2 separate regions of the Homo sapiens genome follow, and region 1 is linked to region 2. The links are chromatin contacts, found by Hi-C or POLR2A ChIA-PET in ENCODE. All regions are on one chromosome and are shown on one strand. The core of a region is the stretch at or near the end of the contact, and the rest is flanking DNA. Distances in the headings are between cores, read along the strand shown.

What was found. Hi-C counts contacts between places; a loop is a spot of excess contacts on that map. ChIA-PET counts read pairs that join two places held with the same protein, here RNA polymerase II (POLR2A). Pooled maps may share reads with other maps.
Region 1: a pooled map shows a loop between it and region 2 (2.7-fold over the local background). The contact joins the enhancer-like site here to the promoter of SYNGR2 in region 2. A Hi-C loop is called at or near these places in 6 of 37 single-sample maps with no recorded cell type and 2 of 50 pooled maps. POLR2A ChIA-PET finds 5 or more read pairs at or near these places in 4 of 52 experiments (GM12878, Panc1, activated B cell and 1 more).

Annotation. Positions count from the first base shown.
Region 1 is chr17:78,732,064-78,734,854 of GRCh38, forward strand. All of the region lies in intron 1 of CYTH1 (cytohesin 1), which reads right to left. Among named protein-coding and RNA genes, the nearest start is that of CYTH1, 49 kb to the right of the region's middle. RefSeq lists an enhancer at 1,764-1,823. Within about 2 kb of position 1,513, at least 10 of the 41 ENCODE cell types and tissues checked have a DNase peak (open chromatin) inside an H3K27ac peak, as active enhancers do.
Region 2 is chr17:78,166,901-78,169,882 of GRCh38, forward strand. It overlaps SYNGR2 (synaptogyrin 2), which reads left to right and starts at 1,681. Exons shown (of 4, transcript NM_004710.7): 1 at 1,681-1,815. The coding sequence starts at 1,717. RefSeq lists silencers at 1,344-1,953, 1,984-2,143.

The sequences.
Region 1 (2,791 bases), core at 263-2,762, 560 kb after region 2:
TAGGGCCACTCCTGCTCCAACTCTACCTCCTATCTGCATCTACAGTCCCTGACTTTGTCCTCCCTTCGGCTGACCACGCTGCAGGCTGATAAAGGCTCTTAATGCCCAGACCTGTGCCTACCAAGACCTAAGATACCTGCCTTTTCTCTCCACCGATACTGACATCTTAGAAAATTCCACCTGTTGCCTTCCACATCCCTCCTGTCTAATCAGACTTTGGGTCTTGATCCCCCACAGCCAGTCCTGTGCTTTCATATTCCATAATGAAGAGAAAACTTGGGAGGCTACACAAAGACTCAGATAATGGATAAGGGTCAGCTTTCTTCAGAGGGGCAGAATCCAAGCCCTTGTTTCTATTCACCTTCATTAAGAAGAAAGGGCAGTTCTAATCCTCTGTGTAATACCGTGAGCATTCATCTCTGGTGTACTCAACAGGAAAGCCTATAAAATTCAAACCAGAGTGAATCCTCTTCAAAACTTGTCACAGCAGATGGTGATACAGGTTTCTTGCTATGATGTGTGCTTTGTACAATGCCAAACATGCTCCTGCTTAAAAATAAAGATGTAACCATTTCTGATTCTGCAAAATACAAAATCCATAAGGAAGGGAGTGAGAAATATCTAGGGGGATATGAATTGATAGTTACAGCACCTCAGGTCTTCCTGCAAACACCACAACCTGAGCAACTTGTCCAACTAGAGACTACCACAATCACATGGCACGCATTAAAACATGGGATAACCACCGGGCGCGGTGGCTCCCGCCTGTAATCCCAGCACTGTGGGAGGCCAAGACAGGTAGATCACGAGGTCAAGAGATAGAGGCCATCCTGGCCAACATGGTGAAACCCTGTCTCTACTAAAAATACAAAAATTAGCCGGGCGTGGTGGTACGTTCCTGTAGTCCCAGCTACTCGGGAGCCTGAGGCAGGAGAATCACTTGAACCCGGGAGGCAGAAGTTGCAGTGAGCCAAGATCACGCCCAGCCTGGCAACAGAGTGAGACTCCATCTCAAAAAAAAAAAAAAAAAAAAAAAAAAAAAAGGATAACATGGAAAGTTCACGTCAAGGACAGCATTTTAGAAGCAATCTGAAAATCCAGTGTCCCACTGAGGAAGCCTATACTTCATTCTATTTGGCATATTTTCCTACAAATAATACTAGTTTATACACACATGCTATCTTACAGCTTAAAATGTTTTCTCATTTCCACTTTTTTAAATTTTCCAACAAAGCTCAACTGTAACTCTGCATATTTCCTGACAATGAACTATACACTGTTCTCATCAGTTTACAGGTAAGATAAAGACTCAATGAGTACAAATAATCTACCTCGGGTACACTACCAATAGAGCCCAATTCACATTCCGGTCACCGGCTGCATCCTCAGCTCTTTTTTTTTTCTCTTACTGAAATACACAGATTCACTTCAGCTCAGCGTTTACTGAGCATCTGCCATAGGCGCAGCCTGTGCTTGGAGCTGGGATTTAAACAGCTCCAGTCCCTGGCCTGCACAGAAAGTGAAGGCCAGTGGGGACAGGCATGTAAGCCCGTAGCAGCAGCACACCCGGCCACAGCGGCCAAGTGCAGCAAGTACTCACAGAATTCCAGGCGATGCCAAGAGGCTTCAGAGGGGCCAACCTGTGAGCCAGAACTTGAAGGACCAACGGATTCCCCAGATGGACAAGAACAGAATGGTGTATACCAAGCAAGATAAAGTGTATGGAAGTGACAGAGGCCAGCAACAATGGGCACACCACAGGGCAAGGCCCAGGACACAGCAGGGCTGAACTGGCACCCTGAAGGGGGCTTAGTGTCTGCCTGTGAAGGGCCTCAGGTCCCACACCAAAGATTTTGGAATCTATCCCAAAGAGATGCCAAAGAGAGAGTTCAAAGGCAAATCAAGGCCGGGCACAGTGGTTCACGCCTGTAATCCCAGCACTTTGGGAGGCCAAGGTGGGTGGATCACATGAGGTCAGGAGTTCAACACAAGCCTGGCCAACATGGTGAAACCTCGTCTCTGCAAAAAATACAAAAATTAGCCGGGTGTGGTGGCATGCACCTGCAGTCCCAGCTACTCAGGAGGCTGAGGCAGGAGAATCGCTTGAACCCAGGAGGCAGAGGTTGCAGTGAGCCAAGATTGCACTCCAGCCTCGGCAACAGAGCGAGACTCTGTCTCAAAAAAAAAAAGGCAAATCAAGGGGGACTGACATTAACAAGATTAAATAGCTAAAAATAATAATAACTTATGGCAGTTAAGAAAATAGTGCCCAATTAATTAAACTGGTTAATTCTCACTAACACACATATACAGAATGAAAACTGACGAATGTATGTACCAATGTACCAATGTACCAGGTAAAAAAAAGCTTTTTTTTTTTTTTTTTTTTTTTTTAGAGACAAAGTCTCACTCTGTCACCCAGGCTGGAGTGCAGTGGTACGATTTCGGCTCAACGCAACCTCAGCCTCCTGGGTTCAAGCTATTCTCCTGCCTCAGCCTCCAAGTAGCTGGGATTACGGGCTCCTGCCACCACACCCGGCTAATTTTTGTATTTTTAGTAGAGACAGGGTTTCACCATGTTGGCTAGGTTGGTCTGGAACTCCTGACCTCAGGTGATCCGCCTGCCTGGGCCTCCCAAAGTGCTGGGATTATCAGTGTGAGCCATCGCGCCCAGCCAGAAAGCAATATTTTTAACCTAAAAATTGTGGGTTTGAGATTAATGCAGCAGAAGAGTCTGACTTCCTTAAAGAATATTTTCAAAAACCCCCACATACCCTTTCTTAGGCGTGTT
Region 2 (2,982 bases), core at 431-2,930:
TTGCATGCCATATATATATTTTTTTATATGTGGTCTTTTCTTTTTTTTTTTTTTTGAGATGGAGTCTCGCTCTGTCGCAATGGTGCAATCTCGGCTCACTGCAACCTCCGCCTCCCGGGTTCAAGCGATTCTCCTGCCTCAGCCTGCCAAGTAGCTGGGACTACAGGCACGCGCCACCATGCCCAGCTAATTTTTGTATTTTTAGTGGAGACGGGGTTTCACCATGTTGGCCAGGGTGTTCTCGATCTCCTGACCTCGTGATCCGCCTGCTTCAGCCTCCCAAAGTGCTGGAATTACAGGCGTGAGCCACCACGCCCGGCCGATATGTGGTCTTACTCTGTCACCCAGGCTGGGGTGCAAAGGCGTGATCTTGGTTCACTGCAAACTCCGCCTCCTGGGCTCAGACAATTCTCCCACCTCAGCCTCTGGAATAGCTGGGACTGCTAGTAGCTGCCACCACGCCTCGCTAACTTTCGTTTTTGGTTTTGTTTGTTTGTTTGTTTGTTTGTTTGTTTTGTTTGTTTTGAGATGGACTCTTGCTCTGTTGCCCAGGCTGGGGTGTAGTGGCTCGATCTCAGCACACGGCCACCTCTGCCTACCGGTTTCAAGCAATTATCCTGCCTCAGCCTCCCAAGTAGCTGGGATTACAGGCGCTTACCACAACGCCCAGCTAATTTTTTTGTTGTTGTTGTATTTTTAGTAGAGACGGGGTTTCACCATGTTGGCCAGGCTGGTCTCAAACTCCTGACCTCAGGTGATCCAACCGCCTCGGCCTCCCAAAGTGCTGGGATTACAGGTGTGAGCCACTGCGCCCGGCCTTGCACACCATCTTTTTTTTTTTTTTTTTTTTTTTTTTTGACACAGAGTTTTGCTCTTGTTGCCCAGGCTGGAGTGCAATGGCACAATCTCGGCTCACCGCAACCTCCACCTCCCAGGTTCAAGCGATTCTCCTGCCTCAGCCTCCCGAGTAGCTGGGATTACAGGCATGCACCACCACACCAGGCTAATTTTTGTATTTTTAGTAGAGACGGGGTTTCTCCATGTTGGTCAGGCTGGTCTCGAACTCCTGACCTCAGGTGATCCAACCGCCTCGGCCTCCCAAAGTGCTGGGATTACAGGTGTGAGCCACCGCTCCCGGCCTTGCACACCATCTTAAGTGTGACGCCACACTGCCCTTCACAGCCTTGGGGCTCTGCCCAGACCAGGAGGAATGGGGAGGGGGTCTTTGACCCTACCCCAGGCTTAGCCCCAGAGAGGAGGAAAGAGTGGCAGGCCAGGCAGGGAGGGGCTCCAGGGTGTGGCCTGGGTTTTTCAGTGGGATGGGGGAGGGGTTGCTTATGAGCCTGGGTGGGTTCTTGGTAGGTGGTGGGCTTCCTAGAGGAGGCGGTGGGAGGGCAGGGGCAAAGAGGGTGAGCGGTCCTCAGTTCGTCCGTCTTCCCGGGGGACTCTCTGACCCTTTCTGGTCCGTGCTGCGGCCGGCGTGGCCCGGAGACTAGCCCCTCAACCCCGAGGTGGGGTGGACCCGGGTGCTCCGCGGCCACAGCCCCTCCCCGCCTCTAGAAGCGCAGTCCCGCGGCTCGCCCGCCGCTCGCGAGGGCCGCACTTTGCCCTCGGTCCCTAGCGGCGCCTGGCCACGCCCCCGGCGGGTGGAGTCGGGCGGGGCGCCGGGCAGGTTCCTCTGCGTTCCGCGGCGGCGGCAGCGGCGGCGACGGCGACATGGAGAGCGGGGCCTACGGCGCGGCCAAGGCGGGCGGCTCCTTCGACCTGCGGCGCTTCCTGACGCAGCCGCAGGTGGTGGCGCGCGCCGTGTGCTTGGTGAGCCCGGGGAGGGCGGGCCGAGGGCACCCTGGGGACCCCCTCTCCGTCGCCAGGCCCGGCGGGGCCCCTAGCCCACGAGCGCGACAGGTGGCGGCGGCCGCGTCCGGGGCCTGGCGGCGAGCGGGGCCGGCGTCCAGCGTCCCGGGCCCCGCCTTCCCGCCCTCCACAGTCTGTCCCGCTGTCCCCTCCCGGTCCCGGGTCCCGCCACCCACCCCACCCCCAGCCTCGCGCCCCGACGCGGGGTGTCCGGATCTCCGCAGGGAGCGGGCCCCTGCCTCGCTGGCAGTGGGAGGAGTTTGGGGGCGGCTCCCGGACAGGTGGCCCGCACGCCGCGACTCCCAGATTGGGGAGTTCACCGGGACGGGGTTTTCCGAAGCCACGTGGGGTAAGGGAGGGGGCGGGGGGCGACCCAACGCCCGGAAACAGGGTGTCCTTCCCACTCGGGGCAGGCCACGGGTCCGCCTTCCCACCCGAAGTTGAGGGACCCCAAGATGTACCCCCTCCCTGTAAGGTGGGCAATACCTCCAAAACCAGGTTTTGTGTGTGTGTGTGTGTGGCGGGGAGGGGGCCTGTTCTTGGACAGCCAGCCCTGAAAGCTGGAGGGGGTGGCATGAGGGGGCAGGCAGAGGTGGGCCTGCTGTGCCCAGACCATGCCTGGGCCTGGAGCTTCTGAGGTCCTCCAGGGCGCCCACACCAGCTCCCAGCCAGGCTGTGGGATCTGATCGCCTCTGTCCTGGGCTGTGTCCAAGAATCAGGTGCCCAGTGGGTCGGGATGGCAGTGCCAGGAGTCCTGGATGGGCACCCTGCTCCCATCATCCCGGAGATCCGGCTTCATCTCCATCTGGGGGCGGGGCCTGTGACTGCCAGCTCCAGAGCCCTATGGAGAGCTCCCTGGGACAACAGGGCAGGACTGGCAGGGGAGAGTCCTGGGGCCATCCCAGAGGGATCCTGATGCTCACAGACCTGTCCCACACCTGCTGAGGTGGAGCAGGCGTGGGTGGTGGCCTTCAAGTTTAGGGAGGTGGTATGGGGCTCTTCCCAAGGGGCTGGAGCTCCCCTACATCCACCCTGGGTCCTCCAGGTGTCTGAGTTCAGAGCTGTATCCACAGGCCTGAGTTAGTCCCCTTGTAGTGCCCTGTGCATGCAGGGCCCTCTGTGGGGTGG